2 separate regions of the Homo sapiens genome follow, and region 1 is linked to region 2. The links are chromatin contacts, found by Hi-C or POLR2A ChIA-PET in ENCODE. All regions are on one chromosome and are shown on one strand. Each heading gives the region's core, a stretch centred on a gene start or an enhancer-like site at or near the end of the contact. The rest is flanking DNA. Distances are from core to core; before and after follow the strand shown.

What was found. Hi-C counts contacts between places; a loop is a spot of excess contacts on that map. ChIA-PET counts read pairs that join two places held with the same protein, here RNA polymerase II (POLR2A). Pooled maps may share reads with other maps.
Region 1: a loop to region 2 is called in a pooled map, with 2.7 times the contacts of the local background. The contact joins the enhancer-like site here to the promoter of INO80C in region 2. A Hi-C loop is called at or near these places in 1 of 168 maps with a recorded cell type or tissue (K562) and 5 of 50 pooled maps. POLR2A ChIA-PET finds 5 or more read pairs at or near these places in 1 of 52 experiments (activated T-cell).

What each region holds. Positions count from the first base shown.
Region 1 is chr18:35,105,370-35,108,487 of GRCh38, reverse strand. All of the region lies in intron 4 of MAPRE2 (microtubule associated protein RP/EB family member 2), which reads right to left. Among named protein-coding and RNA genes, the nearest start is that of MAPRE2, 66 kb to the right of the region's middle. Within about 2 kb of position 1,572, at least 3 of the 41 ENCODE cell types and tissues checked have a DNase peak (open chromatin) inside an H3K27ac peak, as active enhancers do.
Region 2 is chr18:35,496,484-35,499,698 of GRCh38, reverse strand. INO80C (INO80 complex subunit C) reads left to right here and starts at 1,739. Exons shown (of 5, transcript NM_194281.4): 1 at 1,739-1,980. The coding sequence starts at 1,825. RefSeq lists enhancers at 1,562-1,831, 2,182-2,301, 2,572-2,721.

The DNA.
Region 1 (3,118 bases), core at 323-2,822, 390 kb after region 2:
TGAGTATATACCCAAAGGAATATAAATCATTCTGCTATAAAGACACATGCACACATATGTTTACTGCAGCACTGTTTACAATAGCAAAGACATGGAACCAACCCAAATGCCCATCAATGACAGACTGGATAAAGAAAATGTGGTACATATATACCATGGAACACTATGCAGCCATAAAAAGGAATGAGATCATGTCCTTTGCAGGGATGTGGATAAAGCTGGAAGCCATCTTCCTCAGCGAACTAACACAGGAACAGAAAACCAAACACTGCATGTTCTCACTCAAAGTGGGAAGTGAACAGTGAGAACACATGGACACAGGGAGGGGAACATCATACACTGGGGCCTGTTTGGGTGTTGTGGGTGAGGGGAGGGAACTTAGAGGACTGGTCAATAGGTGCAGCAAACCATCATGGCACACATATACCTATGTAACAAACCTGTACGTTCTGCACATGTATCCCTTTTTTTTTTTAGAAGAAGACAAAAAAGGTCAATTCAACAGGATGACTTAACACTCGTAAATACATAAATACATATACATCTAGTAATAGAGCACTAAAATACAAGAAACAAAAATGGAGAGAATTAAAGGGAAAAATGGACAATTCCATGATCAATGCAGGAAAATTCAACAGACTCTGCAGCAAATGTTAGAACTGGACAACAAAAAAATCCATAAAATACAGATCTGTTTACTCTGACACTGGTATTAGGTAAGTAAAAAAACGCACATAGAAGATCTGAATAATACCATCAAACACCTTGATCTAACTGATATTTCTAAAACACTATACAACCAACTACTGCAGAATACACATTCTTTTCAAGTGCATGTGGTCCGCTGACCAAAAAAGACTACATCCTGGGCCATAAAGCCAAGATCAGAACAAGGATGAAAACCACTCCTTACTGCTATTTTTTACTGCTTCTCTTAAAAAGCAAAGCAAACAAACAAAAAACCCAACAAAGTAAAGCAATTCTTATTTCCCAAAAGAAGGTGAGAGGTGATGAGTACTTAGATGACAGGTGCTCAACAAATGCTCATACATTGCTAAACAAATAAATGAATAAACATGATTACATTTTACAGTCATACAAACAGCCTTAGAAAACCCAACATTAAGGGTAATTGTTGAGTGAGAATATTCAAATATTCAACAATGTTCTTGAAAAACACCTTAGGATTTATTCAAATCTACATTTAGGGATTTAATTATGATTGCTCAAATACTTTATTCTATTCTACTTAGGTTGCTTCCTTTTGAAACCACTTTTGTGGCATTCCTATTAATCTGATTTTAAGGCTAAAACACTGAAGTCCCTAAGGAAAGCAGAAAGCTCAAACTCAATTTCCATAGCAACTCTAAATCTATCACACTATATTTATATATGGGCGTTTGATTTAAATACATGAATGTATGTGAATCTGCAATGTGTCTTAGCTGTCGTTGCTATAGTAACTACATAACTTTGAATTTCCTTTTATGTTTAGTAAGTGTTCACACATAAAAACCAATCCCCACCAACAGCTATCTTGAGTTGCAGATATGGCTCATAGCAATAAATTTACAAACATCATGATTCACAATGATGCATGTACTTATATATCTATCATTGTGAAAATGTGTATTTTAATACATGCCCCTGGTTGGTAGATTAAAACCAATTCAAGATGCAACTCCTCAGAATGTAGACAATAAAACTTACCAAGCAGCCATTTACCCTTAGGTGACAGCCTCTGCTTATGCAGTAAGCTTGTTACAGTAAAGTCCCCAACGACACACAGAGAAGCCACAGCCAAACTATTCTAAGGCTTCTCTGAATCATAAAGAAAAGCTTTTATCTGTATCAAAATGGTTGAAAAATCTAGCATGTTCTTAAAAAAACAGGATGCACCAAGTATTTAGAATGTATCTATTTTATACATAAGCAATCTCTGGTGCATGCTTATATAAGTAGTCTGTACAATGTAAAAGCACAATTTTTTTTCTTGCTAATGTAGACTGAGTCCTTTCATGGTGACAATCTACTCCAGGATCACTTTTTCCACTCTAATCTGGTCCCTCTGTCATACAAAATGTTTGGGAGCTGCCACTTACTGCTCTTACTGTATAATAGTTAGGACATAAGCTAATTTTAATATTGGCCTAAGGAAATTTTGGGGGAGAGATAAATCCACTAAAAAAATAAATCAAGTATTCCAAACTCAAAATAAAAAAAAATTAAGGACTATCACCTGTTTTTGATGATACCAGCCACTGCTTACGTCCACTAATGCAGATAATTAAGAAATGACCAAGGCTTAGAGGTGGGAACAAAATTACTGCTACATGTTAGTGACCTGGCAACACTGTGATATAAATGTGATACAGATATGTGAATTTTCCAGACCGCTGACCATCACCTTTCATTTGCTCTAAATTTCAGATGAACAAAAGCAGACTGTGTATAAAGAGAACGGCTTTGAGTGACTCCCACAAGCAGGGGTGCCAGTTTAGATAATGTAAAAATAGAGCTCATGAGGGAAATAAATCAGGGTCAATATTACAGAGAATTATGACAATTCTAAGAATTGTAAGGGACCTATGAGAGTATTGATGACTGCCTGCTGGTGTCATACATATACTAAAGACTACTGAGAGGCAATGGAACGATTTGATTTTGTAATAAAGATCCCAGGATACTATGAGGCTCTTTAGTAAGGTTTTAAGTTTTTTTTTTTAACTGAGGTTTGTACTTTCTATTGATACCTGTATATTCCTTGCCCTAATGAGCTATGTGCTAAGAAACCACATCCCCATCTTTATTACAATTATGTCTAAATTAAGAAAGAGCAAACACACTCTGGGTAAGTACCTCAGAAACTCATGAATGAAGACTAAGGTGCATACATTTTATAGCACCTATTCTGACTCTTGGAAGACATTTTGGCTTATATTATCTTGGCTGTATTCCCAATAACTGGATATGACTTCTAGAAAAAATGAGGTCTTAATGCATTTATAGGAGCCTTTCTCCTATCATGGCTTTTAATAATAACACTCTATATGTGATATACCCCCAGTATAGTTTTACTACCCTACAATGCCCAAAAATCAGAGCATATTTTATTAGA
Region 2 (3,215 bases), core at 490-2,989:
TACCCTGAAGGTAAAAAAAAAATTTTACCCTGAAGGCAAAAGGGCCCTGAAGAATGTAAGAAAGTAAGTGGTATGATTATATTTGTAATTTAGAAATCCCATTCTGGCAGCCAGTGTGAAGGATGGTCTGGGGTCAGGAATGGATAAGGGAAAGATGGCGGCCGAAACGTCCATCTGGAGGCTGTTGCTGAGATGTAGACATGGGATACAGATTCACCAGGGCAGGAGCCGTGAAGGAGAGAAGCGAGCTGAGGAGGTGAGGAATGGGAGGAGGTGGGGACAGTAGAGTTTGCTTAGGTGACTGGCTTGTTGGAGGTGAGTCCTTGAGTTAAGGAATGAGGAAAAGACTAGCTTTAGATGAGGATAGGGATGGAGATGGGGTGTGGGAAAGAACATTTCAACACTGGTAGGCTTATTCCTTTCTCTAAAGGAAAAAATATGTCAGTAACAATATTGCAAGTTTCCCTAACTGCTCCTTCTCTCTCACCTCTAAGTCATTGTGCAGCCTGTTTATTTCAAATATCAAGACTCATATACATCAACTTCCTGTATTCAAACATAGTAGCTTCCACCAATCACTGCAGGGAGTTAGTTCATTCGTTAAATACATCATTAAAAATACTTATAATGCACCAATGACTTGCAAGGTACTGTGATTGGGGGGACTGATAAGTTAACAAGACATAACTGACCCTTCCCTCATACAGATTACATTCTAGCAGGAGCCAAAAAAGACATTAACCATCCGATTATAAATCATTTAGTTATATGATGTCGCAAAGGTTCTGTAAAAATATAGGGTAGAATGAGGCAAAGAACAAGGCGGGTAGGGGGACTCAGGTTCCTAAATAGGTTTTAGTAGATCTGTGACCTCCCTGAAATCTGTAAAATTTTGTCTGTGTCTGTATACATTTAATGGGGTGGTGGGGAGGTGGGGGTGTGCGGCAGGGATAGGAAGCACAGATTCCATGCTCAAGAGTCTGTGAATCCTAAGAGATTAAGAACCGGCCGGGCGTGGTGGCTTACGCCTGTAATCCCAGCACTTAGGGAGGCCGAGGCGGGCAGATCACCTGAGGTCGGGAGCTCGAGACCAGCCTGACCAACATGGAGAAACCCCGTCTCTACTAAAAATACAAAATTAGCCGGGCATGGTGGCACATGCCTGTGATCCCAGCTACTCGGGAGGCTGAGGCAGGAGAATCGCTTGAACCCGGGAGGCGGAGTTTGCAGTGAGCCGAGATCGCGCCATTGCACTCCAGCCTGGACAACAAGAGCGAAACTCCGTCTCAAATAAAAGAAAAAAAAAAAGGGAGAGATTAAGAACCACTCTACCCTTCATGTCCATTTGGGCGCTATTTATATACAAACCTTTTCCGCGTGGGAAGGCAGGGAGGGATAGAGGGAGAAGCCAGTAGCTTGGCGGTCTACTGAGAACGACCCCAGCTTTAGGCTTACAGACATCAAAAGTAATCACTCTTCTATATGAGAAAAGACAACACGCTCATTAATTTTTTAAAACGTAGTTACTTAAAAAGATTGGGAGATTTTCTATTCCTCTATCAATGGGGATTTCCAGGCACGTGCCCCACCCAAGGCCCACGCCCAGAGCGCCCGAGTGGCAGGACAACGCCCGCTGACATCTTCCCGTCCCGACGGCACAGGCTACTCCGAGCTCCGCCTTTTAGATTGCACCGAGAGAAGCCAGCTACAGCTTGGAGTCCAGGCCGGGTTTTCAAGCATCAAGACGGAAGTAACAGCGGAAAGGAAGTTCCAAGGCCCGCGCTGGGAAAAAGGTGGGGGGACCAGGGGAAGACTCGGAGTGCGATGGCGGCGCAAATTCCAATTGTGGCCACCACTTCCACTCCCGGAATAGTCCGGAACAGCAAGAAGAGGCCGGCCAGCCCTTCCCACAATGGCAGCAGCGGCGGGGGCTATGGCGCCAGTAAGAAGAAAAAAGCGTCCGCTTCCAGCTTTGCGCAGGTACGCAGTCGCGCTCCCAGGCTGCGCGTGCGCGTCGCGAAACGGGACTTGGCGGGGCGGAGCCGAGCCAGGGCGCGTGCGTAATGTGGGGCGCTGCGCGTGCGGTCTCCGTTGGGGTTGAAAGACGCTGCCCCGCGGAGTGAATGACTACTCTTTCCCTTCGTTTGGACACATGGGCTTACAACGCCTTGTGTTGTAAGGAGAGAAGAAGAAGTAGGGAGGTTATTACTGACTTAGTATTAATAGAAGGACTGCCTCTTCCCCTCGAGGTCGCCTTTAGCATGAGGTTCAGGACTAATGAGTGTCAGTCATTCAGAAATTTGCGTGTCTTCCCCTCGTCCATTCTGCAGACATCTACCCAGTGTCTTTGAGGCGCATAGCGCTGTAATGTCCTGCATGGATGAATACAAGATGTATTGATAAGTATGCTTTCTCTCATCCTGAGAAAAGTGCTTTTTTGACCCTGGGTTTCCCAATCCAAAGGCAGGTTTGGTCTTAACTCATGGGCTTGTTAAGGTTATGAAGTAATGAGTGTAAAGGCACTGAGCTCAGCGCCTGGCTCAGACGTCAGGGCCTCTGAACAATCTAGGTTCCGTAATTCCAGCAATGAATTTTCAGCAGGGAGTGGCTTGATTAGTGTTTTCTCTGGCTCCTGCATTTTATTCAAAGCAAAAAAGCAGAGATAGAGTGTGTTACTTTGTGCTCCTCAGCATATGGTGTGACACCACCGTTCACCCAGTCAGTCAGTGGCTGTTCTAGAAATCTTGTTCCTTCTTCTGTAGGTGATTGGTAGTGCTTTTTATTTTAACCTTTTAATATTAAATACTTTGCTATAGTAAGATTTACACAGAGTACAATGCACAAATTTTCAAGAATACTGGCTGAACCACAGATCTTCAAGAATCCTGTCTCACGCCTGTATCCCAGCACTTTGAGAGGCCAAGGTGAGAGGATTGCTTGAGGACAGGAGTTCGAGACCTGCTCCCCAACCCCCATCCAAATTTACAAATAGCTGGGCGTGATGGTGCACGCCTTTAGTCCCAACTACAAGAGCATCACTTAAGCCCAAGATTTCAAGGTTACAGCGAGCTATGATCGTGCCATTGCAGTCCAGCTTGGGCAACAGAGTGAGCCTATCGCAAACAAAACAAAACAAAACAAAACTACAGATCCAGTGCCCTTTTACATTTGTATACACCTATGGCCACTGCCTGGATCAAGATAGCATTTCTAAG